Linked DNA regions of Homo sapiens: regions 1, 3, 4 and 5 are each linked to region 2. Evidence: chromatin loops called from intact Hi-C (ENCODE). Cell type or tissue: ascending aorta. All regions are shown on one strand. Region 1 has its middle 14 kb from the start of COL13A1. Region 2 overlaps COL13A1 (collagen type XIII alpha 1 chain). Region 3 holds the start of LINC02651 (long intergenic non-protein coding RNA 2651). Region 4 has its middle 15 kb from the start of FAM241B. Region 5 has its middle 48 kb from the start of LINC02651.

The links. Peaks named below come from ENCODE experiments on the same cell type or tissue, not always from the same donor. Only the 100,000 strongest peaks of a DNase experiment are listed, where the experiment ranks them.
Region 1: it touches region 2 in a loop (5-fold over the local background); 49 of 110 quality-filtered maps call a loop at or near these places.
Region 3: it touches region 2 in a loop (2.5-fold over the local background); 33 of 110 quality-filtered maps call a loop at or near these places.
Region 4: it touches region 2 in a loop (10-fold over the local background); 86 of 110 quality-filtered maps call a loop at or near these places.
Region 5: a loop joins it to region 2, with 2.9 times the contacts of the local background. A loop is called at or near these places in 17 of 110 quality-filtered maps.

Annotation. Positions count from the first base shown.
Region 1 is chr10:69,785,081-69,790,080 of GRCh38, reverse strand. No RefSeq gene overlaps it. Among named protein-coding and RNA genes, the nearest start is that of COL13A1, 14 kb to the left of the region's middle. In ascending aorta, CTCF peaks have their summits at 822 (motif pointing left) and 3,095 (motif pointing left); a DNase peak (open chromatin) is centred at 3,080; H3K27ac peaks cover 3,811 bases.
Region 2 is chr10:69,912,094-69,917,093 of GRCh38, reverse strand. All of the region lies in intron 17 of COL13A1 (collagen type XIII alpha 1 chain), which reads right to left. Among named protein-coding and RNA genes, the nearest start is that of LINC02636, 95 kb to the left of the region's middle. RefSeq lists enhancers at 1-535, 2,335-2,384 and a silencer at 2,185-2,274. In ascending aorta, a CTCF peak has its summit at 2,250 (motif pointing right); a DNase peak (open chromatin) is centred at 2,273; H3K27ac peaks cover 1,884 bases.
Region 3 is chr10:69,683,468-69,688,467 of GRCh38, reverse strand. LINC02651 (long intergenic non-protein coding RNA 2651) reads right to left here and starts at 4,019. Exons shown (of 3, transcript XR_946038.3): 1 at 3,350-4,019. RefSeq lists an enhancer at 2,112-2,612. In ascending aorta, no CTCF peak of the experiment used is centred here; DNase peaks (open chromatin) are centred at 2,137, 3,577 and 3,967; H3K27ac peaks cover 2,457 bases.
Region 4 is chr10:69,642,813-69,647,812 of GRCh38, reverse strand. No RefSeq gene overlaps it. Among named protein-coding and RNA genes, the nearest start is that of FAM241B, 15 kb to the right of the region's middle. In ascending aorta, a CTCF peak has its summit at 3,065 (motif pointing left); a DNase peak (open chromatin) is centred at 3,051.
Region 5 is chr10:69,729,627-69,734,626 of GRCh38, reverse strand. No RefSeq gene overlaps it. Among named protein-coding and RNA genes, the nearest start is that of LINC02651, 48 kb to the right of the region's middle. RefSeq lists an enhancer at 1,802-2,456. In ascending aorta, CTCF peaks have their summits at 2,014 and 3,206; DNase peaks (open chromatin) are centred at 573, 1,856, 3,256 and 4,214; H3K27ac peaks cover 5,000 bases.

The DNA.
Region 1 (5,000 bases), 130 kb after region 2:
CAGTAGTGACCACAGAGGTCCAAGATTCTGCCACAATAGAAGACTATAGTTATGACTTTGCAGTCAGTCAAGCCTGTGCGTAATTCTTGCTTTACCAGCCTGGACTGGTAACTACTTCTCTGAGACTGGATTTTCTCACCTGTAAAATAGAGACAATGAAAGCTATTTCCTTGGGCTATCATAGAATACTTTGCACAGTATTCAATTTGCAAAGCTCCTAGCCCAGTGCCTGGTGCAGGGTAAGTGCCTGATAAATGTCAGTCACTCTTATTGTAGTAATATTTTAATTATCTGGAATTCAGCTCTCCTCTTCGTCATTCTCCTTCACATCCACGAGCAAGATTTCTGTTCTGCTTAAAGGAAAGAGGCCTAGGAGGGAAGAATCAAATGGCAAAAGAAACCCAGACCCAGCTTTCACAGTAGGAGGGTCAGTATTGGCCCTTGAGCTTTCTCCCTCCCCCAGAAGTTATATATCCCTGTGGCTGGATTTTTAAAAATAAACACATGCCATTTCCACAATGGAAAGTTTTCTTTAAAAAAAAAAAAAAGAAAGAAAGTAAAACATTCCCCTGTTGTCTCCCTTGGCCAAAGAGAATTACAAAAGATAAATTAAGCCTTTTACACAGACGCACCAAGTTCCAGCTCTGGGGTTCCACCCTGTCACAGTTCTGGCTTTGTTGGAGGCTCCTGCAGCCCCTGGAGCCCCCTTCTCCACTGCCCGTGGGAGACCCATGGGGGATCCACTGTGGGAATATTGTCTTCTGTTAGAGGAGGGGTGTCCTAACTCCCCAATTTTAGGGCTTTTCTTCTCAGTGGTGCCCCCTTCAGGCAACCAGAGCAACTGCACTTGCTAACCCTGTCCATTTTCATAGCGCCCAACAGATTGCGCATAGACCCCACAGCCTTCCCCACACAGAGGCCCCAGTCAGGAGAAAATACTTGTCTAAGATCAACCAGTAAGTAAATGGCAGAACCAGGACGAGAGGGAGGGTCCCATTTTCTGGCCTAGGAACTTTCTTCCATATCTGCCACCCTCTTCCCCATTGAAGAACACGCTCAGAAAAGCTGACATCAACTTGGTGGTCTGGGGTGTGATGAGGAAAGCTCTGAACTTGCAGTCAGAAGCTCTGTCTGCTTGCTGTTTGCCCTCTGTGTTAACTCCACGGTTCTGAGTGTCTCAAGTCTCATTGGCAAAATGGGAATAATGAGGTCTACCTCATGGGGTTGTTGGGAGCCTGAATGGCCTAGGAAGTAGGAAGGACTCCATACATAGTTTCAAATTCAAATGCACAAAGTCATCATTGTGTTTCATGGAAGGATGTGTTTTGGTGTCTTTTAATTACATGATTAATTTACTTGGCTTTTTGGAATTTTCCAGTTTTTTTTTCTCAATGAGCATACATTGTTTCTTTAATAATAGAAAGTTCTTTTAATTTTAAATAAAGTATAAACAAGCCCGGCGCGGTGGTTTGCACCGGTAATCCCAGCACTTTGGGAGGCCAAGGCAGGTGGATCGCCTGAGGTTGGGAGTTTGAGACCAGCCTGGCCAGAATGGTGAAACCCCATCTCTATTAAAAATACAAAAGTTAGCTGGGTGTGGTGGCAGATGCCTGTTATCTCAGCTACTTGGGAAACTGAGGCAGGAGAATCGCTTGAACCAGGGAGGCGGAGGTTGCAGTGAGCCGAGGTCACACCACTGCACTTCAGCCTGGGCAACAGAGCGAGACTCCGTCTCAAAAACAAAAAACAAAACAAAAAAACCCCAAAAAACATAAACAAGAGGGTCTGTGCTTCTCAACTCCTTCTTTAGCACTATTCCCGTCAGTGCAGGAAAAGAAGTGATTGGGATCCAGTCTCTCATATCGGGCCGCACAGACACCACCTGCCTCACCTGGTGCCATGGCTTGGACTCTTGAGGAGGCGGACTCTGGGACAGAGATTTGCATGCAGGGGATATACTGGGGAACATGGGAAGGCCTGGGCAGAGGATGAAGTTTAATTGTAGTGCGGTAGCAAGAGAGGTCTCAGCCAACCCTGAGGGGAGCTTGTAGCTGGGATGCCCTTCAGAGTTGGCCTGGATTGAGCTCAACTCTGGCTCTCTGTGTAAACACTGGCTGTCTGTGTCTATACCCCAGCATGAGTCCTAAGGTGCAGGCTACCCCAGGGGGGAGCGTGGTCTTGTGTGCAGCTGATCCCTTTAGCTATGTGTGAGCCATCAGCAGCTGTCACCCTACCGCAGAGGGACTCTGGGTGGTACATTCCAGCACCCACTATACCGAGATTCAAGCTGGCCCTGCAGGAGGCAGCAGGAGCAGAAGCTGACTCTTGACGAAAAGGCCCCAGTCCCTGCCCGAGCTCTGACCCATGTGCACACACCTGACTTCTTGCTGTCACATAGGTGGCCACAGAAACCAGGAAACTTAGAAACGAGGCATTTCACCAGCTGCATCTAAGCTCTTCCCTTCCCCACTTTCCCCATCAGAGCCCAGACACTTCATCCACAGGGCACCTGGGGAGGCAGGCACACAGCTACCCACCTGAGGAAATCTAACCCTCTTGCCACAGGACCTTAAAAGAGATGTATGTTGAGCATCTTCTCAAATGCTCAGGAGCACTGCATCTCTACAGGAAAGTCTGCCTCTCCACACCTCTGGCTCCTTCCAGGAACTCTGTGGGGAGTAGCCCTCCACCTTCTATCTGTCACACCTGGGGCAGGCATCTCTCTATACAGCCATTTTCATGGGCTGCCTAGACTTGGAAGTAGCTCACAAGTATTTTGAGTGAATCAGTTAGAATGTTTTGGATTACAAGTAATAGAAAGCCTGACCCAAACTAGTTGCTGAATTGGATTTTTTGTTTTATTTTGTTTTTAGCAATGGGGTCTCACTGTGTTGCCCAGGCTTGACAAACTCCTAGGTTCAAGTGATTCTCCCACATCACTCTCTCAAGTATCTGGAACTATATGCCTGTACCTCCTAGGACTTCAGCCTGGCTTGCTGAATTTGACCCTGGGAGGTATAGCCTGGAGCTGCTGACAGCCATCTTACCCCAACTTGAAAATGAAGACAACAGGAAGAGAGTAGGGCTGAGAAATGGACCAAGACTGCTCCCTAGTGACAATTTGAAATCCTGGAACAAGCTGCACCTGAAGCTAGAGCTATGTTGGGCTTTTTAGGAGTATGGTCTAATGAATTCTCTTTTGGCTCAAGCCTGATGAGTTGGGTTTTCAGTCACTGGCAACCCCAAGAGTCCTAACAATAGGGTGGGCAGTCGACTTACCTCCACCCCCACCTTGCCTGACCTAAAAACTCCTGATGTGTTTTGTGTGAGGCTCGGACTTTCAACGAGAAAGCTGTTTCCCTGCCAAATGCTTCTGCTTGGGGGTGCTGAAACATGGGGCCTGTTAAGAAGGAAAAACCAGTTGTCCATAATGGGTCAAAGTCATACTGTCAGGCAATCTCTTCCTCCTAGGTAGGAACATGGTCATTACCATGAAATGCTGGAGAAGGAGGTGCTCCAAAGGGAGGCAGAAGAGAACGGCAGGCAAGGTCCCCCCTTATGAAGGCATCAGCGGGGAGCTATGTATGGGTCATTCCCTGGGGAAACTGGCCTGGCTGTTGGGAATGTTTCCCAGGAGAATGCACAGCTCTGCTGCACATTCCCACTCAGGCCCTTCCTCAAATGGCTAAATAAACCGAAGGGCTTTGCTACGTATTTTTCATTCCACATACTATTTGCTCTGCCTGCCTGCCCCAGACAGCCAAGTTTAACCCAACAGAGACGTTCTTCTTACAGAATTCAAATGTATCCCGTAACTCGAGGCACCACATGTCAACTGTCACACTGTGTAGCTTTGTGCCCAATTCAGCAGATATTTCTGAACATCTTCAGCCAGGCCCAGGTTTGGTCAGGCCCTCTGTGAGCAATGATGTGAGTTAGATGCAGCTCCTGTTTCTCAAGGAGCTCAGAGTTGGGGGAAGTAGGATGTGAAAGAAACGAACTGTTACACAAGGTGGAGAGAAGTAAGGGCAAGTGAGAATTGGGGTGGGAGCCCTGTGTTTTCAGAATCTCGGGGAAAGGGGTGTGTGGGGAGGTAGGGCTGACAGGATTCACGGTGAGGGGTGGCTTGGGGCTTACCCTTCGAGGGTGAGAGTTTCACTCTGGGGAGAGGGTGGAAGACTTCTGGGCTGAGAGGCAGTGGGAGCTGAGACGCAGAATGATCCAAAGCCACATGTTCATCCCTTCTTCCATCTTCCTCTGGCCATGTTTCCACCACTGGGTTTCTGCCTCTCAAACTCAAAGGGGATTGTGAAAACATCATACTCAAGGGGCGAAGGGTTGAAACTGAGCCTTCATGGGTCACATTATGGCCCTTCTCCCTAATTAAGTTCTTGTGTTTTTGGTTAGGGTTCTTCTTTCTTTGAGCCAATCTGACAAGCTCAAAGCGAAGCCAAGAATTACATACCTTTATAGTAGCATGATTTATAATCCTTTGGGTATATACCCAGTAATGGGATCGCTGGGTAAAATGGTATTTCTAGTTCTAGATCCTTGAGGAATCGCCACACTGTCTTCCACAGTGGTTGAACTAGTTTACATTTCCAATGACAGTGTAAAAGTGTTCCTATTTCTCCACATCCTCTCCAGCATCTGTTGTTTCCTGACTTTTTAATGATCGCCATTCTAACTGGGGTGAGATGGTATCTCATTGTGGTTTTGATTTGCATTTCTCTGATTGCCAGTGATGATGAGCATTTTTTCATGTGTCTCTTGGCTGCATAAATGTCTTCTTTTGAGAAGTGTCTCTTCATATCCTTTGCCCACTTTTTGATGGGATTGTTTGATTTTTTCTTGTAAATTTGTTTAAGTTCTTTGTAGATTCTGGATATTAGCCATTTGTCAGATGGGTAGACTGCAAAAATTTTCTCCCATTCTGTAGGTTGCCTGTTCCCTCTGATGGTAGTTTCTTTTGCTGCGCAGAAGCTCTTTGGTTTAAGTAG
Region 2 (5,000 bases):
TACAGGTCACAGAGCAGGAAAGGCCCCCAGACAGAGAGGCTTACCTAGTGGAATGCAAGTTCAGCAAGAGAAGTGACTGGCCCAAGATCTACCTACCACCCTGTGGTTGAGCTGTACCTGGAACTTGGGCTGTGGGACGGGACCAGGGGCAGGAGCCACCCATTGGCTGCTTACCTACTGCACACCTTCCCTCTGGTCCCTGCCTGGGACTTCTTGCCTCATTTTCACTCCAGCAGCTTTGCTAGGATGATACCTTCTGGCTGAGCCAGACAGGAGCTCTCTTCTCTTTTCATCTGGGGTTCCTTTCCCTTCCAAGTCCTCTGGGTCTAACTCTCCCCAAGGGCATGTGTCCCTGCCCATTTATCTGCACCCCATTTCTGACCCTACTTGTCCAGAGGCACAGGTAGGGTCACCTGTCCATTGTTGCTCCTCTGGGACAGCATGGGGTCGCTCTACCATCGTGGCACTGCCCTATCTTTATGTTCAACATCTTTACTTCTCCAGAAAAATGCCAAGTCTATGACAGTAAGGTGAGATCAGGAAGAAGGACACACCACAAGGAGGTGGAGTTGGAGATGACAGCCAGGGACAAGTGGGAGGCCAAGAGCAGGTGAGTCAGGACTATCATCGGCTACATCAGGGGAGTGGGGAGGGCAGCTCCTGGCTCTGGGAGTTGAATCCTATGCAGTGCCTGAGCACGAAGCCCCAGCTGGGGCCCGGGATGGTGTCCAGCAACAGGTGACTGCAGCCAGCCTGCTGCCACTTCCTCCATCTGAAGGCCAGCGCTGTGGATGGGCAACACAGAGTGTGACAATCCTGCTCCCGGCCCAGCTGCCCCATTGGGTGTGACTGCTGTGGCTGCCAGGCCAGGCTGCAGTTCCCATAGGCTTAAAGGCAGAGGGGATCTGGTGTTCTCTGGCTTCCTTCTCAGCTGTCCACACTCTCCCTTTCCTGCCATCTTACAGGAGGTCCTCGTCCATCCTTCTCCTTACCAAGGCTAGAGGACTTCCACCCTCTTCCTCCGTGATGGGTCTTCCATGCAAGTGTCCAGTTAAGCTTCTTAACACACAGGCTGGATAGCGAGACCCCTGCCTTAAAACATCCTTGGCCTGCTGTTGACAGTAGGAAAAGGACCAGGTTCCTGAGCATGACGTTCTGACCCCTGCTTCCTTCCTAGCCTCATCACCTGATATCATGTCATGATATCACTAGTTTCTGTGTCCTGCTAGTTTCTGTGTCCCTGAAAACACTACCCATTTCCACGGTCTGTCTTTCTTCCATTTCAACTTAAAACCCTATTCATCATTTGGAGTCTTGGTTGATAGAGCACCCAGTTCTTGTCTGGTGCCCTGGGCTGAGCTGCCCTCGCACACTGACTCCTGCACCCCTATGGACCACAGACCTGAGGGCCTCTGAGTAGAGAGGGGCTCTGCCCTGTTTTCAGCCTGCAGAGGCTGTTTGATGGGAGTGGGGCCCTTTTATCTCTTCTATGAAGCTTTTTGCTATCCCCTATAACTCAGCGCTGCATCCTCAATGCGACAGGGACCACTTAGCGTTTGTAATCGGCACACACAAATTTATGTCTGCCTGAGATGGCTTCACTTTTATCCTCTTTGGGCCAAGTCTCTAAATTCTACAGAAGGCCTAGAATCTTTAGTTCCCAATGCCAGAGCCCTCTCTCAGCATGACCCCACCAGTGACCCCTGAACCATAGGTGGGATGGCAGAGCTAAATTCAGGAAGTTACCATGGCTGAAAATCTAGAGCCCAAGGCTTGCTCTAGACACTAACTTCCTTCTTGTGGGACTGAGAGAGAAGGGCACAGCCACTTACTGCAGCTGCCATGTGTCTGCACTGGACTGAAAAGCTTTACAACCTTCCTCTCTTCCATCTCCAACAATCCCTTCCAATGTGGGAGTGGACGTTATTCTTGCTTCACAAGTAAGCTAACTGCGGCTCACAGAGGACAGGTATGATTGCCAAGGTCATGCAGCCTAGGGCTTTGGATAGTCTGTTGTCTGTTATGCCAAGGTACTTATTTCTCTTGGCCAACCCAAGTATCAGATGGACTGATGTTCCGTCTGCTTCCACCAAACAGCCTTTGCAGGCTGAAAGCGGAGCAGAGCCCCTCTTTGCTTGGTGGGGGTCCTTAGGTCTGTGGCCCATCATAGGGGTGCAGGGGTCAGAGTGTGGGGGCCGCTCAGCGCAGGATGCCCAGAAAAGCTCACTGCCTGTGTGCACAGCCGCTCTGTGGCCAGCAGAGGGCGTGACAGTACCTCATCTGAAGTCTGGCTACTCCCGCCACAGCGGTCTCCAAGCCCTCTCAGTAGTACCAGCTGAGGGCTCCTGTCATTCTTTCCTTTGGAGGGTCCCCTGCTAGCATTCTGAATGACCAGACCAGTTTGACTCAGTACAGAGGCCCCCACAGTCCTCTGGTGTGGGTGCAGGTGGGAGGTCAGCTTGGGAGTCCTTGACTATTCAGAGGCCCCCGTCATCCCTCTCTTCTACTTTCTCTGTCTTTTCTCTTGCTTTCCCTCAATGCCTCTGCCCTCTTCTTCCCACCTCCATTTCGAGGAGCTGGGCTGGCAGTGCAGGTGACCACAGATAAGCCACTTTCTCCCACTGGTCCAGGGTTCTTGGTTGCAAAGTGCGGTTAGATCAGATACCTCCCATCCACTGGTGCTCCTGTCTCTTCCCACCCACCCCAGCCCTTTCTCTGCTCCCCTGCACAGCCCTTTGGAAGGAGAGAGGCCAAAGCTGGGGAGGTGCCATTTGGCTTGGTTGGCAGCTCCAGAAAAAGGCTCTGTGGGGTGGGGAGGGACTCTTAGCTTTGGTTAAAAATGCAGCTCTAGGAGGGGTCTCAGTGGGTCCCTGCTCTCCCTTCCTCCTGCCCAGAGGGGTGCTCCTGCAGGGAGGAGGTGGTGTCTGCTTCAAGCTTGTCTCTGGGCTTCTGTCTCCAATCCTGGAAGAAACTGTGCAGAGCAAAACCCCGGAGCGTGAGAGTCTCCAGGCTAATTGGGGTTGTCCTCAGCCCCTGTTGATGTGAGTGTGTAAAGACACAATCAGGTACTCAGGGGAAATCAGAGCCCCAGGAGCCTCCTCGGGAGGCAGCCCTCCTTGTTAGGGTGGCTGACCTTCGCCCCTTCCCTCCTCTCTGGGTCAATTCTCTTAATTTCGCAAGTGACCCGGGCTTCCTTGATCCCCATGGCAGGGCCTCCCTCCCTCCCACCCCCTTGCTTGGCAGGAAGCAGGGGCGCCCCCACTGGCCTCCCCCAGCTGACCTCGCTCTGCCGCTCACTCCACTCTCATTAGGCTCACTCCCTGGGGCTTGTCTCCAGGGACCTGCCCCTGCCTGACCTCTGAACTGGGGAATGGCTTCTCCTAAAGCCAAAAACATTGGTTCCTGGATGATGGGGAGGTGAGAGTCATTATCAAGGACTCCAGCGTCGTCGCTGTGGCTGGGGCCCATGTGCAGGAGGCAGGAGGCGGGGGAGGGGGAGGGCGTGGTTATTGCCCGAGGAGGACAGTGGCCCACCTCTGTTCAGAGGACTGTTCCTTGGGGCATGTCTTTGTGTGAGCCTGTCTAAGGGCTCCTTCTTTTCTAATTCCCCTCCTAGGTTTTCCTATTTAAAAAGTGTATTAGTAATTGTGCTCAGTTTCCATCCACTCACTCATCACTGTCTTGGTTTTTGGAGGGCCTGGCTCACTCAGTCCAGCAAAGCCCACAGGCCTCAATTCACCTCCTCTATCTCTGCCCCCTCTTGTCTCCCCAGAAGGGACTCAGAAGTTCCCCTGGGGGCTCTCAGCCGCCTTACTTGGGCTGGGGAAGTGGGTGCTCTGAGCCTTACAAAAGGTCTTGGCCACGTGCATGGTGTGATGGCAGAAGCTGTGACTCCTGGGCCAACATCCAGCCACCCCTCTGCAAGGCTGGCTTTTTAACCTCAGTGCCAAGAACCAATGCAGGAAGGGATGGATTGTAGTCATTGTGGCTGAGAAGGCTCTAGGGGAGCACAAGTGGGTAGAGAGGCGTTTGCTTTGAATGACCTTGAAGGCCTGTCCCATCCCTGATTTTGAGGCTGCCACTCAGACTCCCCAGCTGGGCACTGCACCTGAGCACCACACAGCATTGATAGGTCCTCTGTTCTGGTCCAAGATTCCAGGTGGGAGGATGCATCCTTTACAGAGATGATAGAATGGAAGTGAGCTCCTTGGAGCATAAACCAGCCAAGCTCTGCTCCTGTGGGAGTGGCCTCTTAATTGGCGATTTACTGTTTGTTGAACAAGCTGGGCAGGGACTTGGCAAGAAAGCACAGTCTAGAGGAAGGAAGGGGGCTTTACGGTCAGCTCCCAGCCAAGGTCAGGCCAGGGAAGCACGGGGAAGTAAATGAAGTTCTCTAAGATTAGGCCTGGTTTCTGCTGCAGCCAGGTCTGGGTTGGAAGGCCCTGAGCAAATGCATCTGGTGGCACAGGCTCTTTGTTCTCTGTAAGGGAGGAGGAAGGCCCGCCTGAGAGTGTGGGGAGTTTGCGGGGAGGGGTGGGGGTGGGGGGCGGTCGGTGGACAGCTCAAGCCTCAAGCCTGGACCAGGGTCTTTTCCCTAGGCCAGAAAAGCCAGGTGTGGAGGGCTAACGGTTTTCTCCCTATAAAGAGTTCCCAGGTCTTCCTTCCGGGAAAAAGGCAGCTCAGTTCCTGCTTCCCTGCTACAGCCATCTTCCACACCAGAGAGGACCGGAACCGCGGAAATCCTAGTTCCTCCTGTAATTAGGGCCGGCAGGAAGTGATCCGGGGAATTACCGGGGTCGGGTGCCCCATTGAAGGCCAGGGCTTTGGAAGGGCAGCTGGCTTATAATCTCAATTTGAGATCGGTTGATTTTGTAGTTAGTTCCAAAAAGAAAAGTCAGCTCTAATTAATCTTGGACTTTGGAGTGCATGAAAAACAAAGCCCAGAGTGCTCAGGGTGGGGGCTGGGGTCGCTTTAGTCTCCACAAGGTCTCAGATCAGAG
Region 3 (5,000 bases), 230 kb after region 2:
GTCAAAATGGCTTTTATAATGGACCTACTCTCCTGATAACTAACCCAGCCCCATGATAACCCATTAATCCATTAACACCTTTATCCATGAATGGATTCATGAAGGCAGAGCCTTCATGACACAATCACCTCTTAAAGGCCCCACCTCTCAATCCTGTTACATTGGGGATCAAGTTTCAACATGAGTTTCAGAAGGGACAAACATTCAAACCATAGCAGGAGTAGACGGGCAAGGAGGTGGGACTGAGGCTCTTTGAGCTCCTTTATCGGGTCCCTTATCCGCACCAATGTTGCAAAATGTTTCACAGATCAGGCTTCCTTCATGCCCTTGAAACTGCCCTGCAACCTCTTGCAGGTCCACCTGAGGCACCATGATGTCCCGGCACCCCATGTAGATGCGGAGAAGTGGCCAAGGCATGGGCATGGGCAGGACTACTAAGCCATTAGACAACAATCTCCAAAGTCTTTTCCTTCCTCCACCCATAGCTTGTTCTAGGAGAAGAAGGGAAAGTCTGTCTTAGCTGAGTCTCCTTGTCCACTTTTTCCCTTTCTCCTGGTGAAATTCCAGGAGCTGTGGACACTGGGGTTCCAGTCCCAGCCAGCCTCCTCTCTGGGTCTCCATGAGAAAATGAGACTGCCAGAATGGAGATCCCTGAGGGCCTTCCAGAGCTGAGATCCTAAATCACCACCTGCTGAAGCCGGATGTCATCACTGAAAATGGACGTGGAGCCTGCTTTGATCTTCCAAGGCATGTGGGATAGGCTCCCAGAGCTGGGCCAATGGTGTGGCTGGCTGGGCAGGAGGATAGTCTGGTAGGGAGACAGTTTAAATGGAAGCCTTCCAAATGTTCAGAGCCCCAGTCATGCCAGCCAGCTCCCAGGCACAAGTCTGGGACAGGATGGAGGAGGGATAAGAGTTAAGAAGCCCCAGGACATGGTTCAGCCAGGGGCTCAGAAGTGGATCAGCTGTGCCTCTGGACTAGTCTCTGGGCTGGACATGGTGGGGCTGGGGCAGGAGGACAAGGGCAGGCAAAGTGCAAGAGTGGGCAAGTGCTTCTGGGTTTTCTGGGCACTTAGAAGGTCTGGGAGCCCAGAGAGTTCACGCAGACAGGCAGACACACACACATTCACATGTTTGTGTGTGTGCATGTCTTCAGGTTTCACGGTCAACAAAAGCCTTTCCAGGGAAGAAGCCAGAGCTAGAGCAGAGATGGGCTCTAACCTAAGGCTAAGGTTCAGCGGGGGCCACCAGGACCACCAAGCTGGCTGTTAAAATATTCAAATACTTCAGTACCAGGGGTAGATAGCTGCAGTCCCAAGCTCCTGGAGCATCCCCTACTCTCACCACACCCTATTACTCTGCTCCCAGCATCCCAAGGCTTTCCCACAGCCCTGCTACCAAAGGGCAGGCACCAGGCTCAGCAGGGATGGCTGCCCCAGGACCCCATTCCAATGCCATGTCTGAATTTCTGCTGACTGTCCAGGGCCTGAGTGTTACCGGAGGGTACAACATGTGGGAGCCTCCCTGCTCCCCCCAGGGCTTCTCCCATCCCAGCTGTCCCTTTCTTTGCTTTCATCACACCCCTCTTAGCTGCAGGAGGAATTCTGGGTACAAGGAGAGAAGTAGAGAGGCCCAGAAGGCTGTCTGTTCCCACTGAAGTCTTGAGGTCCTGTTGCCAAGGTCAGACACTCAGGAGCTTCTCCAGAGGCTGCAGCTGGGCTGCAGGGGCCAACAGGTCTCTCCTGTGCTCAAGCCATGTGTTCCCCTCCATGCCCCCTCACCCAACTGCCCAAGAAATCCATCCCCCTCCAGCTAACATTTGATGAGTATTCCACACCGGCTCAGCCCCAACAGCAGCGTGGCAGCCCCTCCCTGCCACTGCTGGGAAACCAGGAAAGGGTTTTAATCTCAGAAACAGTCAAGGTGGGGAAGGGGAGTGGGGGGCAGCCGGGAGGGCCATATGGAACCTGTTTGAGGAGCTGGGTCAGAGCCCAGCTACACCTCCACGCACCAGGGCACCAGGCCAGCTGTTGGCTTTGCCTGCTCAGCTCTGGCCAGAAAGGGAAAGGAGCGTGGGAGAACAGACAGGCAGGCCGTGTGGGGACAAGCGTGTGCTACGTGTGTGCACAGAGCTGCTGTCCTTTAGGCCAAAACATGCTGGCTGGCTGCCCAGTGGCTGGACAGGGGGTAGGCGTCAGAAGGCTGGCAGCTCAGCAATGTGCTGGGGTTGTAGGGGTCAACAGAGTAGCATTTCAGGTCTCCTCAAGGAAGTGGCAGGGACATGTCTGGGAGCACCACGCACTACTCTTGGTCAGCCTCACAATTTCCCCAGCTGGGCTCCTGCTGGAGGTGGTTCTGGAAACCCCCAGAAACTACCATTCAGTCTCCACTTTGGCTCCCAGGCCTGCGCACACTGCCAATCCTCTGCCTGTCTGTCTGCCCATCACATACCCAGTCCCACACCCGATGGCCTACCCAACCCCAAATGGTCGGGGTGACGTCATGATGAATCTGGCTAAATATTTGACTACACCGCTCGGACTTCACCTTGCCGCACTAAACTTGGGACTGATCCAGAGTTTAGATTGACCTTGCTGGATTTTGGACCGACCTCACCAAATTTCCGACCAACCACCCCAGTACATGCGAAGCCTGAACTTCTGTCTAGACTCCCAGGACTTTGAGATGAACTGACGGAGTTTCTGATTGATTTTGCAGAAGTTTTCACAGAACTTAACTGAAAATAATGTGGCCTGGCTTTCCTGAATTTTCATCTCACCTGACAGGTTTGACTGAAAAGTTGTAACCTATTTTACTGATTGTTATTTTAAAAACTAAGCTTCTTGGCCAGACGCAGTGACTCATGCCCGTCATCCCACCACTTTGTGAGGCCGAGACAGGAAAATTGTGTGAGCACAGGAGTTTGAGACCAGCCTGAGCAACATAGTGAGACCCTGTCTCTACAAAAAAAAAAAAATTAGCTTGTGTGGTGGTGCACGCCTGTGGTCCCAGCTACTCAGGAAGCTAAGGTGGGAGGATCATTTGGGCTCAGGAGTTTGAGGCCACAATGAGCAGTGATGGTGATTGTGCCACTGCACTCCAGCCTGGGTGACACAGCAAGACCCTTTCTCAAAACCAAACAAAACAAAACAAAAAACTAAATTTCTTGAGTGTTTGAGCTTTCCAAATTCTTTTACCCTGAATTGGCCAGATGAGGAGGTGCCCTCAGACCCAGACTAAATCAGGAAATCGTCAAGGAGGCTGAAGGGCTGTCCCTAGGCACAGGGCTGAACGGTCAGCACTGAGCCCCTGTCTGACATAAAGTCTCACACAGAGCCAGCACTTCTCACCTGGAGAGGGGATGGGGCGAGACAGAGGTGCGATTGGTTCCTTATCCCTCTTATGACACCTTCCAATATTCTTGCATCTATTTATTCCTTGCTGCCTCCACAAGCATTCTCTGCCTTCCTTCTCCTTGTTTCCAGCATTCCCCCAGCTCTTGGACTCAGGAGTTCCAGGAAACAATGCTCTTGAGTCAGTCCGCCCTGAGTAGCTTCCTGCTAAGGAGTCATATAAAACAGCTTCAAAGCGAGGGCTCTGGGCTCAGCCTGCCTGGACTTGGAGCTCAGCCCTGCCTGTTCCCCTGTTCCAGCTGTATGATCCTGGACATGTTAATGAATTTTTCTGAACTTTGGTCTCTTCACCCCCAACACGGGCAGAATTCCACTGCTTAGCTCTGGGGTTAGTTTTCATGTTTTCAGCAAGAATACTAACGACACTTAAAGCTTGTTGAGCACTCACTCTGAGCCAGGCACTGTCCTGGGCTGTACACAGCCTGAGACCCTCACTGAATCCCCGTCACAGCTCACAGGCTAGGAAGGGGCAGGCCCAGGCTATTCCAACAGGGCAGAGGCCTTGCCCTCAGCCACTCTGCACTCCTGCCTCCTGGGCTTACCCCTGATAGAGGCCGGGGCGGGGAGGGGAGTGGTTGGCTAGCATTCCCTTCCTCGTCATCATAATTATAATACTGTCATGACTGGCCTGTTTCTTGTTGGAAGAACTGGGCTGATCTCTGGGTTGTGTTTTGATGAGGCATTTGTTATTTGATAGTGTGACTTTATCTTCTTTTAGGAACACTGGAAAGCAAGGGCTATCCCCCGGAGCCCTGGATATTTTCTTTTCTTTTTTTTTTTTTTCGCTCTGTCGCCCGGGCTGGAGTACAGTGGTGCAATCTCAGCTCACTGCAAGCTCCGCCTCCCAGGTTCAAGAGATTCTCCAGCCTCAGCCTCCCGAGTAGCTGGGATTACAGGCACCCGCCACTGCAACTGGCTAATTTGTATATGTTTAGGAGAGACGGGGTTTCACCATCTTGGCCAGACTGGTCTCAAACTCCTGACTTCGTTATCCACCTGCCTCAGCCTCCCAAAGTGCTGGGATTACAGGTGTGAGCCACTGCACCTGGCCATCGCTGGATATTTTCAAACCCACGAGGGGTATCAGAGCCATGGGGCTAGTTCAGTTCTTTGGGACTTTTGTCAATCTGCTCACATCTAGTCTGACTTTGCCACATGAACCTCTTGGGTTTTTTTACTGGCAACTTAATGGGAACCAGATTTGCAAAGCATTCATCAGTCCATGGCACTGGTATTTGCCAGGCTGTAGGCTGTAAGCTAAGGACAATGACAGCAGAGAAACCAGGTCCTATTCCTGGTTTCTTTGAGCAACTCCTTTGAGCAACCTTGAGCAACTCCTGTGGCAGCACTGGTCTTGCTTGTCTTCCCCAGGGAGGGAGAAAAGGCAGGCATTTGGGAGGATGTTTGAGGTAAGAGCAATAGCTGTTTATTCCTCTCTGTAAGGTAAGGTCTTTCATGGGAGAGTTGGTAAGCGGTGCTGTGGGCTGCCATTTTCAGCAGCATCTGACTTATGTCCCTGCATTGTTCTATTTGTGTCCTGCCTCGGCAAATGCCTCCACTCCCCTTCATCTTCCCTCTTCCTTGCCTT
Region 4 (5,000 bases), 270 kb after region 2:
ACTTTATACAATTTTTACAAAAACATGTGACCATGTGGACCCATTATTGCTAGGGCCACCCCCAGAGCCTTGTGAGGCTCCAGTGCACCGAAGGGCCCCCAGGCTGAAGCTTCATCAGCTTCCGACGGCTCCACCCCTGCTGGGGACCATCACTCTTCACTGCACACTTTGTCTGGCTGGCTTCTGCTGCAGTGTAAATGTCACCTCCTCCTGACCCCTAGCCTAAAGTAGGCATATGCTGTTCTCTATCAAAGAACCTAGGTTTTGCCTGCGTGGTATTTTTCACAATTTGTAGCTATATCCTTGTGTATTTATTGTTTGATGTCTGTCTCTCCCACCAGACTGTTGTTCCCCAGAAGGCAGGGACCACATCTGTCTTGTCCACCATGGGTTTCCAAAACCTAGTGCCTATTAAGCCCCCATCCATAATGACAGGGTGAGTAAAAGGTGCGCCGCTTCATGATTCTGAGTTACACTTTGTAAGTGGCAGAGTAGGTGCTGGATGAGCTGCTCCCTCATCACCCGCCTCTGCTGAGCCATCTCCTCTCAACAGGAAAAGCTAACTGCCTGCTAAGTCCACGCACGCACAAAGATACAAAAACCTAAAATAAAACAACAGAAAGGAGGAAACGATACCAGGGATATCATGGGGAATCATCTATGGAACACCATCCCTTTATAATGTTTATTAGAAATATGAAAAATATCATACAAAATAGAGAAACATAAGAGCAGTGCTTCTGAACAAATCAATCGGGAAGTTCTGGAAGGCTCAAAAGTAAGCAAGACGGAGACACAGGGTGGAATGGGTTAAACCCACTATGCACACATGAAACACACTACATGATATAAACATTTCTTAGAAATATGAAATTCAGCTGGAAAATAGATTGGCCAAAGGCATAAGAAAGAGGAAGAAAGAGAGTGAAAGAGAGGGAGAGTGAAAGGGAGAAAGCAATCATTAAGAACTCAAAATTTAGCAAAATGAGAAAAGTTACCTAAAAGACTCATGATTCTCAGCCTGAGCTCATACCAGTCTGTCCTGTCTGCAGTGTGGCACATGTGAGGAACAGAACTTTCAGGCTTGTCATCAGCCTGACAATGCTCGTGTGGAGTTGGTTTTGGGCCTGGCACGGGAGTGGGGAGGCCACCAACCCTCATGCCACTCCACAGAAAGGCCTCCTGGGGCCTCAACTCTGCTCACTGGGAACTCTCACTCCCAGAGGGGAATCCAGGAGTCCAGGAGCAGAGAGCTGATATTCCTCCTGTCCCCAGGCCTGTTTCCATGGTGACAGCGACCCTCACGCTGTGAACACCAAGAAGGGAAGCCAGATCACAGGTCCTTGGAAGCAGAGCAAGCTCTCCCTCCTGGGGGCCTCCTTGCCAGCTCCTCTCAGCCCCAGCCCCCAGCCCCCAGCCCCCAGCACGGAAGTCCTTTGTCTCTAGCTGTGTCTGTAACTGCCTTGCTGCCCCTCGGCCTCCCCTCCAGCCCCCCTTCTCTGTCTGCCGAGTAGCACATGTTCTCCCGCCTCCTGATTGATCTACTCAGGGAGAATGGGGGGAAACGACTCTTTAATTAATCTCCTGCCTTAATTAATTATTGTAATGGCTTTCAACTTGGGGGGAACGAGGGCCACAATGTACTTAACATGTTTTTATGTCGACGAACACATTTTCTACTTTGCAGAGAAAGAAGAGGCCTGTTTTGGGTTTGGGGCTGCGGAGTGATTTATAAAGGGCATTAACACCAGAGGACTCCTGCTGCGGACTCATGGGTTGGCTTTCTCTGGTGACCAACTTTCACCCTCCACCTCTCCCTCTCCCTTCGAGCTCCCCCAGTCTGCCCACCTCTCATTCCTCCCTTTCCGGTACTTCTCCCTCTTCTAACCTACCTCTTTTGCCTGGATTCACTTTGCTCGTTATTCCCACCTCACCCTCTCACTCTCACTCTTTCTCCAAAGACCCTTAAGGAAAATGGCCGCCGAGCAGAAGCTCTGAGGGTTGGCGTGCATTGGCGGCATGGAACAAGTCAGGGGCCTGGAAGGACACTGTGGGCAGAAAAGGTGGGCACCGGGTCAGCTTTGGCCTGTTTCTCTGTGGTGACCACTCACGCACCCTATGAAAGGCGGAGAAGGTTACCAGGAATACCTCGTATAAATAAAATGCTTTCCAGGCCTCAGTGGCCCTGGGTGTGAAGCCCTTTGGAGAAGGCTTCAGGTTCGCCGTGAGTGGGGAAAACGCTGTCTGGGCTAGCGGAATTTCTGGAGAGAAGAAGAAGAAGTAAAGAAGAAAAACAGTCCCACAAATCACTCCTCAGTGAGGTGAGAGTATCCACGGCAACCCGCCCAGGGCTGAGCACCAAGGAGGCAGGAGATGTACCGTCACCATGGAAACCACATCCTAGAAACTCACTGGTATTGGTCCCTGTTTGCCTCTGCAGATGAGGTGCTGGGGGTGGGGGCTAGACCTGCAGGGTCCCTGGAGGAACTGGGACGAGGTGAGCGTGAGGAAAGAGATAAGAAGGGGCAGGAGAGATGAGCGAGGGGAGAGGACAGGAAGGAGAGATGGAGAGAGCGCAGGAAAGGTGAAGGGAGGAGGGGAAGTTCCCAGGAATGAGACAGCCTCTCTCAGGGGCATCCTGAGCTCTCTGGCCCTTCCCCAGCAGGGGACGAAGTGCCCTGTGCCAAGCGAGGGGGTGTGCCGGGGAGCTGAGCCAGGTGAAAAGGCCTGAGCTGAGGCCCAGGCTGAGTCTTGCTGTTGGAGAGAGGCACCCACCCATCCTGGCTGCTTTTATTCCATCTCTGGTTATCATCTAGTCAAGATGAGTAAATGGAGCACACCTGGGCGCCCATTCACTGCCCACACTGCAACCTTCCAAAGGGTCTGGGACCAGAGGAACCCAATGTGCGGTCTCCAGTCCCTCCCCTGCCCCTGGGTGCCCACGCACAAGCATGCCCGGGCGGGAGGGTGATTGGAAGCTGAGCTCCAAAGCTGGCCTCTTGCCCTAATTACACCCAGATCCCGGGTTGCCATTCTCTTTTTCTGGAAATTAAGTGGCAGCTGGGTGCCTAGCGCCACCTTCTGGCAGCCATGATCAGAAATGGCTGGTCCCAGCAGGACCTCCACAGCAGAGCCAGGGATCCGCTCTTCAAGCCAGGCGTCAAACTAGGACCCTCCACCAAACGCCCTTCGGATGGCCTGTGGGCCAGATGAACTGTTCAGTCAAAGAAGCCACAGAGCGCATCCAGTTTAGAGAACCAGCACCAGCTCTGACACTGATGGGCTGTGTGATCTTGGCAAGCCCGTTGCCTCACTGGCCTTCAGTGTCCCATCTGTGCAACAGAGGCTTGGGCCAAATTGCCCAGCAGAGGTCTGAGTGCCTTGACTCCAGCCAGAATCTAGTCCCTACCTGGGGTATTCTGTGGAGTCTGAGGGGAGAAGCTAGAACCCCTCCTCCAGTGTCCCTCAGAACCGCTCCATGGCCCGGGGGCTCTGTAAGCCCCACATGGTTCAAGGGGGCCCAGCACAGGCGGGTATCAGTTTCCTATCACCTTCCCCTTATCAGGCAGGCCCCGCCAAGAAGCGGGCAGAAATGGAAGCCGCAGGACACACAGCACCCACTGCAAGGCATGCCCCTGCCCTCCTCCTAGACCACGGCAGCCCCACCTGCCCTCCTCTGTAGTCTGAAAGAACCCCTGGACCACAAGGCTCCTAGAAATCGGCTAGAGGAGGAGGAGCACTGGAGAACTGGCATTCTCCCAGTTGATGCTGGCACCTCCTGCCCTTCCTCCATTTTCTGCAGGTGAAGCCCCACTTCAGGACAAGGGGCCAAGTGTACGATGCTTCCTCAGCACCTGTGACTGAGCACACGGCTACTGAGCTGCCTGCTGGCAATCAAGGGAGCCAGCCAGGGCTGCAGGAGGGGGGTCTAGAGGGGACTGTGGTCACCCTGGTGTCCTGGAAAGTCACTAGGTAAGTGAATAGAGGTTCTGAGTTGGAGAGCCAAGTTCAAATCACAGCTTTCCGTTAGTAGTTCCACAATCTCATGATGTCTTCTCATCTGCTAGTTGAAGAAAATGGCAGAATCTTCCTCTCAGCGTTCTGCTGAGGATTAAGCAAGGTCATGTATGTACAGCCCTTAGCAGCACTCATCGTCACAGACTCCAATTCAGAAGATTCCAGATTTGGGCCAGGCCAACTCTGACTCATCCCAATATTAAGAGCATGTTTAAAGTACAATCTTGAGTGTTCCTTCCATCAGTAACTACTTATTGAGCACCTACTACATGCCAAGCACTGCGGTGGACCGCAGGACTAGAACAACAAAGAAGACAGACACGAGGCCAGATTTCATGGAGCTTCTCACCTGGTGGGAGGCAAGGGAGAGTCGTGAATAAACATCAAACAAGGACACAAAGAATGAGTTTCTCTGCATTGTGATGAGGAAGCAAAGACGCCAAGGGAGCATATGACCAGGAAGCTGACCTCGTCTGGGTGGTCACGGATGATTTGTCTTCACCTCTTTCTTCTTCCTGCTGATGGGAATGACAGCACGATGGCTGGAGCTTTGCAGCCATCTTGAACGATGAGGCACAGGTGCTGGATGAGGGGCCTGCATTCCTGATAACCTTGTGAAGGTACCTAAGCCCCCTCTGTATTCTCTACTCCTAACTTACAGGGAGAAAATGACTTTTATATTGTCTAAAGATGGTGTTGTTTTCACTGAACTGCTGAAGTGGAGTTAGTGTTGCACACACCGCCTCTTCATTAGACTGTAAGAACCTTGGGGGAAGATGGAGGGCAGCACCCAGCACAGGGCCTTCCTATAGAAGGGAGTCTCAGTGGCTATTTGTGGAATTCGCTGATTAAGCAGGAAGGAGTTGAGAGGAGACAGAAGAATCACTGGACAGACAAATCAAGGGACAAGAAGCTTGAACCATTTCTAGAGACGTCTGAGGACGGAGCCGAAAGAAGGTGAGACAGAGACTCAGCAGCCAAGG
Region 5 (5,000 bases), 180 kb after region 2:
TGCTTGCGTGTATTGGTGCATGCCTCTGTGTGTGTGTGCATGTTCACACACGCCTCTGTGTGTACATATGTGTGTGTATGTTGGTGCATGCTTCTGTGTGTGAGTGTGTGTGCATGTGTTGGTGCCTGCCTCTGTGTGTGTGTGTGTGAGTGTGCATGCTGCATGCACTCATGCAGTCGTGTTTGTATTTGGTCTCAAAGGCAGATCCGAGAGCTTTGGATTTATCTGTCTGTCCTGCACCCTTTGTAGCACCCAATTGTTTGCATAATAACAAAGAGACAACAGGAACGCCCATCATTTATTTCACCTTCCCTTTGACTGGGAAGATGAAGGAAGAGAAAAACATGACTTTTTCTTGCAATTTTCCTGAGAAGAAACCCGGGCACAGAGAGATTATGTGAGCTGTCTAAAGTCAGCCAGTGAGTCAGAACTAAATCTAGCCCTGGAAGCCAAATGTCTGGAGTCCCTACTGGGCAGTTCCCAACAGAGGGTGGGGTTCAAAGTTTGCTGTTGGCCCCTCCCTGTAGCTCTCTCTCCTGCTCCTGGGCGTCCCAAGGGCTGTCCTCCCTCTCTGCTTCTCAGGGGGTTCTAGGAAGAGGGGGATTGGCCAGCAAGCTGGGGGCTGCTCCGTGTCCTCTGCAATGAGCTGCCCTGCAGGACCTCACAGAGCGGGAATGTTCCACAGCCCTCAGCCTTCCTGAGAAGGCCAATAGGCCTGACTGGTGACCTGGTCCCTTAAAAGGACAGCTGATATCCCTGGAAGCCAGACCACAGTCCCCAGGGCAGGGCACCCAGGGGATCCTGGATCTTTCCTTCCAGAAAAGGTCACACCCCTGCTACCCAGTGTGCTCTAGAGCAGTGGTCCCCAACCTTTTGGCACCAGGGATCAGTTTCATGTAAGACAATTTTTCCATAGACGGGGTGGGGGGTTGGGGGGTGATGGTTTCCGGATGAAACTGTTCTACCTCAGATCATCAGGCATTAGATTCTCTCTGGGCCTCAGTTGAGAGTCCTCTTCTCCAGAAAACACAGTGCCCAGAAGGAGAGATGAGCCCCAGGCATGAGGGGAGACACCTTCCCTCAACCACATTCTGTGCCTCAGTTTCCCTCTCTGGAAACAGAGCTGCTTTTTCTTGACATTTTCCTGGTGGAGAGGCTGAATGCTCTGGAAATGAATCATGGCAGAGCCTGGAGATCTGTCTCTGTCTCCAACTACACCCCAGCCACACTGCCTTTCAGTTCCTCCAACTCACCAAGCTCTTGCCCACCTCGGGGCTTTGACCATGCTGTTCCTCCTGCCAAAATGCTCTGTTCTTCTTCTCCTAGCTAAGTCCTGCTCATCCCTCAGGTGTCCCCGAGGGAAAAAGTATTGTGGAGAGGCAAAGCCTGGAATGAGCTCCCAGCCCCAACGTGAGATGGGAGGGATGAGGAGGATGGGACAAACAAGAGCAAGAAGGAAGACAGTCTGGGAGGGCAGGTCCTGGGTCCATGGGAAGGAGGCAGCCCAGACGGCAGGGAGAGCACTTGAATCTAGATATCCTGGATCCTCCATGACCACCACCCCAGGCCAGAAGATGACCTTGAGGCCCAGGGCCGGCATCGGGAAGGAGCGGGGCTGTGGCATCTGTCTGTGCCTGTCACACTGTGAACTCTACCTCTGGGCCTTTGTTCAGCCTGTTCCTCCCTGGAATGCCACCACCTTGTCTCTACTTGTAAATCCAGCACATTGCTCAGGGCCAGACCCCGAGTTCCTCTGTCCCCAGTCACCCTGGCACGGCTGCCTCAGGCCAAGGCTGGCTGCCCTAGTCCTGCCTTTCTGTGGGTGGGGACACGATTTCATTCAGCTCCTTATTCCCCCCCGCCCCAACAGGCCCTCTATCCCTCCCCTCTGCCGCCCTCTCCCTGCCAACCCCAGGCCTGGCACAGAGCAGGTGTTTAGTTGATAGTTGCTGACCAGAATGAGAAGGTCATCGCCGCGCAGCTGAGCCAGGCTTGGACTCTGATGCCTCAAGTGGCAGAACCATGCCCATGGCCTGAATGAGCAGACGGGCACAGGTGGGGTCCAGAGAGAGGAGGGCCCTGGTTCTCTCTCCATCCACATCCCTTCCCTAAGTCCCCTCTGGAGGGAGAGAACATCTCTGCAGTCTGCTCTCCTGTCCGCCCCGGCCTGTCTCACCTTGTCTCACTCTCAGTCCTCCTGGGGGACTTCCCTGCCCCTCCCCTCACTCCTGTGGATTTCCTTCTTAACTAGCATTGCAATGCTGTCACTCCCTTGTCCCAAGCGCTCCGCGGTTCCTGATGGCCTCTGTCTGGGGACATTCAGGCCCCAGGTGCGCTGGCCCCACCCACCTCTCTGGCCACACACCTGGGTGGCCTCCTGCGTGCTCTGCCGTCTCTCCCTCAGCTGCACCATGGGTTTGGGAGCCTCCTTCTTCCTGCATGCACTGAAGCTCCCTTTCTCCAACGGAGAAGTCACCCACCCTTGTAGAGTCACTCAATGTCACCCGCTCAGAGAAACCACCTCCCTCAGGGCCTCCAGGCATTTCTATCAAGACACCTGTGTGAGGGGTCCTGGGGTTACGCGTGTGCGTCCCTCTCCCCTGCTCCTCTCAGGAAGGAAACCTCGTCTTCTTCCCCTGTGTCTGCGGCCCTGCCCCAGAGCATGGCTGCTCTAGGCCTCAAAACATGCCTGTGGAGGGGGCGGGCCAGGGCCTGCTCCTCTGGGGGCTCAGAGCTGGGGAAGGTTCCCCACTCCCATTCCTGGCAGGGTGGGGGCTGGCTGGTGAGTGTTCTCACGGGCTGGGTGGCTGATGTCTGGCTGCTCTGGAGAGCCAGCTGGGCTGAAGGAAGGGGAGAGCTCAGAGCCTGGATACCTGCTATGGGTGAGGGGGCACGGAAAGTGAGGCTCCAGGCTCTGAGGACTTCCACAGGATCTGGGGAGAAAGGGTGGGAAGCAGGGGAGGCAGTGGCTAGGCCTGGTCATCATCACAGCCAGAGCCCTGAGTGCAGAGTCTCCCAGTGGCCCTGTAGTTCCAGGCCCCAGAGCTTCCCCACCACACCCCCTCCACCATCACTACCACCACTGGCTCTGGGGGTCCCTGGCTCAGCCTGCAAGGCCCAGGATGGAGGGAGGGAGGGAGGGCACCAGGCAGGGACACCAAGCCCAACTCCTTCTACTGCCTATGTAAACAGATGACTTAAAGGCTTAGGAACAGAAAAATAAATAGCCCTGCTGGCCACAGCTGGCCTCAGCCACAGGGAGCTCACTTTTCCTTCAGGAAGCAGCCTCTGGTCTCAGAAGCCCTGGGAGACTTGGCAGCAGCTGCCCACCGGCCCGGGAGGAGGGCCTGGCTTGCCTTCCTAGTGGATCCTTTCCCCAAGTTCCAAACACAGGAAAAGGGACGCTGCCCAGAAACCCATTTTCTCTATGCAAAATGCCCCCATATGCAAATGTAATATTTGAAAGAAGGGCATGGTGGGGTTGGTCCCAAAAACCACTGGGGGTCACTCATGGGATGGAGCGGGGCTGTTCAGAGGTGACCTGCATGGGCTTCTGTGTGAGCCTGGCACTGCCACCGGCTTGCTGGGTGAGACTGGGCCATGACATCACCTCCCTGTGCTTCAGTGGCCTGGAGAAGGGGGACGGTAATGGTACCTGCCCCACAGGGTTGTTGTCAGGGTTAAATGAGATAATACATGCAAAATGCAGAACAGCACCTGGCATGTGGTGAGTGCTCAACAAGTGGTAGCTATCGTGTGAACGTTACCTGGCTGCCGCCCTGGGGATCTGACTCCCACTTAAGGAGGCCAACCAGCTGGGGGAGTGAAGTCCCCAGGCCACACTCCCACCCCCAGCTTTGTGCCAACACCGCCCTGAATCACTGGCCGCAATCTACCCTGCCCTTTAGCATGAGCCCCGGCCATCCACCCAGATGTCTATTCTCTGCTGACACCCGGCATCAGCTTTGAAAACATCTGCATAGCGCATCTTGGCTCTCTCTGCACAGTCCAGATGTTTGGGCAGCGTGAGGACTTGCCTTTCCGGCCTCCCCCAGGAGTAGGGTGGGGGCGCTCAGCATGTTGGGGCAAACATCTGTGACTGCAGGGAGCCCAGCCTTCACCTTCCCTAAAGCAGGCCTCCCGAGCAGGGGCCCTCTGCGTGGGAAGGGAGCTGAAGACAGTCACCCAGCCTCTGTTCCAGAGGACTGCTGGCTGCAGGCTAGCCCTGGCCCTGGTCCTGCTGGGCACTGCAGAACATGAAAGCCAGCTGACCTTACTGGGAGGCAGGCCAGGGGGACACTCAAGGCTGGTGGGGACAGGGAAGGACATGGGGATCTCTGCAGACCTGAAGCCTGGGGTTGGGCAGTGAGGAGTCCTGGGTCCTAGTCCTGGCTGGCCTAGGCAACTGCTGTGTGACCTTGGACAGGCCACTCTCCCTCTCTCAGCCTCAGTTACTGAATTGGAACAGTAAGGGGGTTGGACTAGATCAGGTTACAAAGTCTATCCAGCGTCAGAACCGCTAGAGAGTCTGCTAGATCTCAGTCCCCCACCTCAGTTGCCATCATCACAGAGATTCTGATTTACCAAGTCTGGGGTGGGACATGATAATTTTTCACAAAGGCCCCTAAGGCATGCCTCAAGGTGTGGGAGCCACTGGCCCAGATGATGTGTAAGAACCTGCTGACCTTCTGGTGGCCTCTGTGTGATGTCCCCTGGCCCTGCTTCTCACAGTCACTCCGGAAGGCTAACGTCAGCCTGCTCTGGCCTTCAGACAAACCCAGGAGTGAGCCGAGAGCTTCAGACACAGTTAGGTTAGGTGGTATCAGCAGGACGTGTGCATGCAAAGGGAGGCACGTGTGTCCGAGTGGCCTTGGGTGTGTGGCAGCTAAGGGGCGTGTGCTTCTCTGCATGGGTGGGGAGTATGAGTGCCTCTGTCTAGGAGTGTGTCTCCTAAAAAGCGACAGTTGCTGAAATGGCCCAGGAAGTCCCTCTTGCCTGTC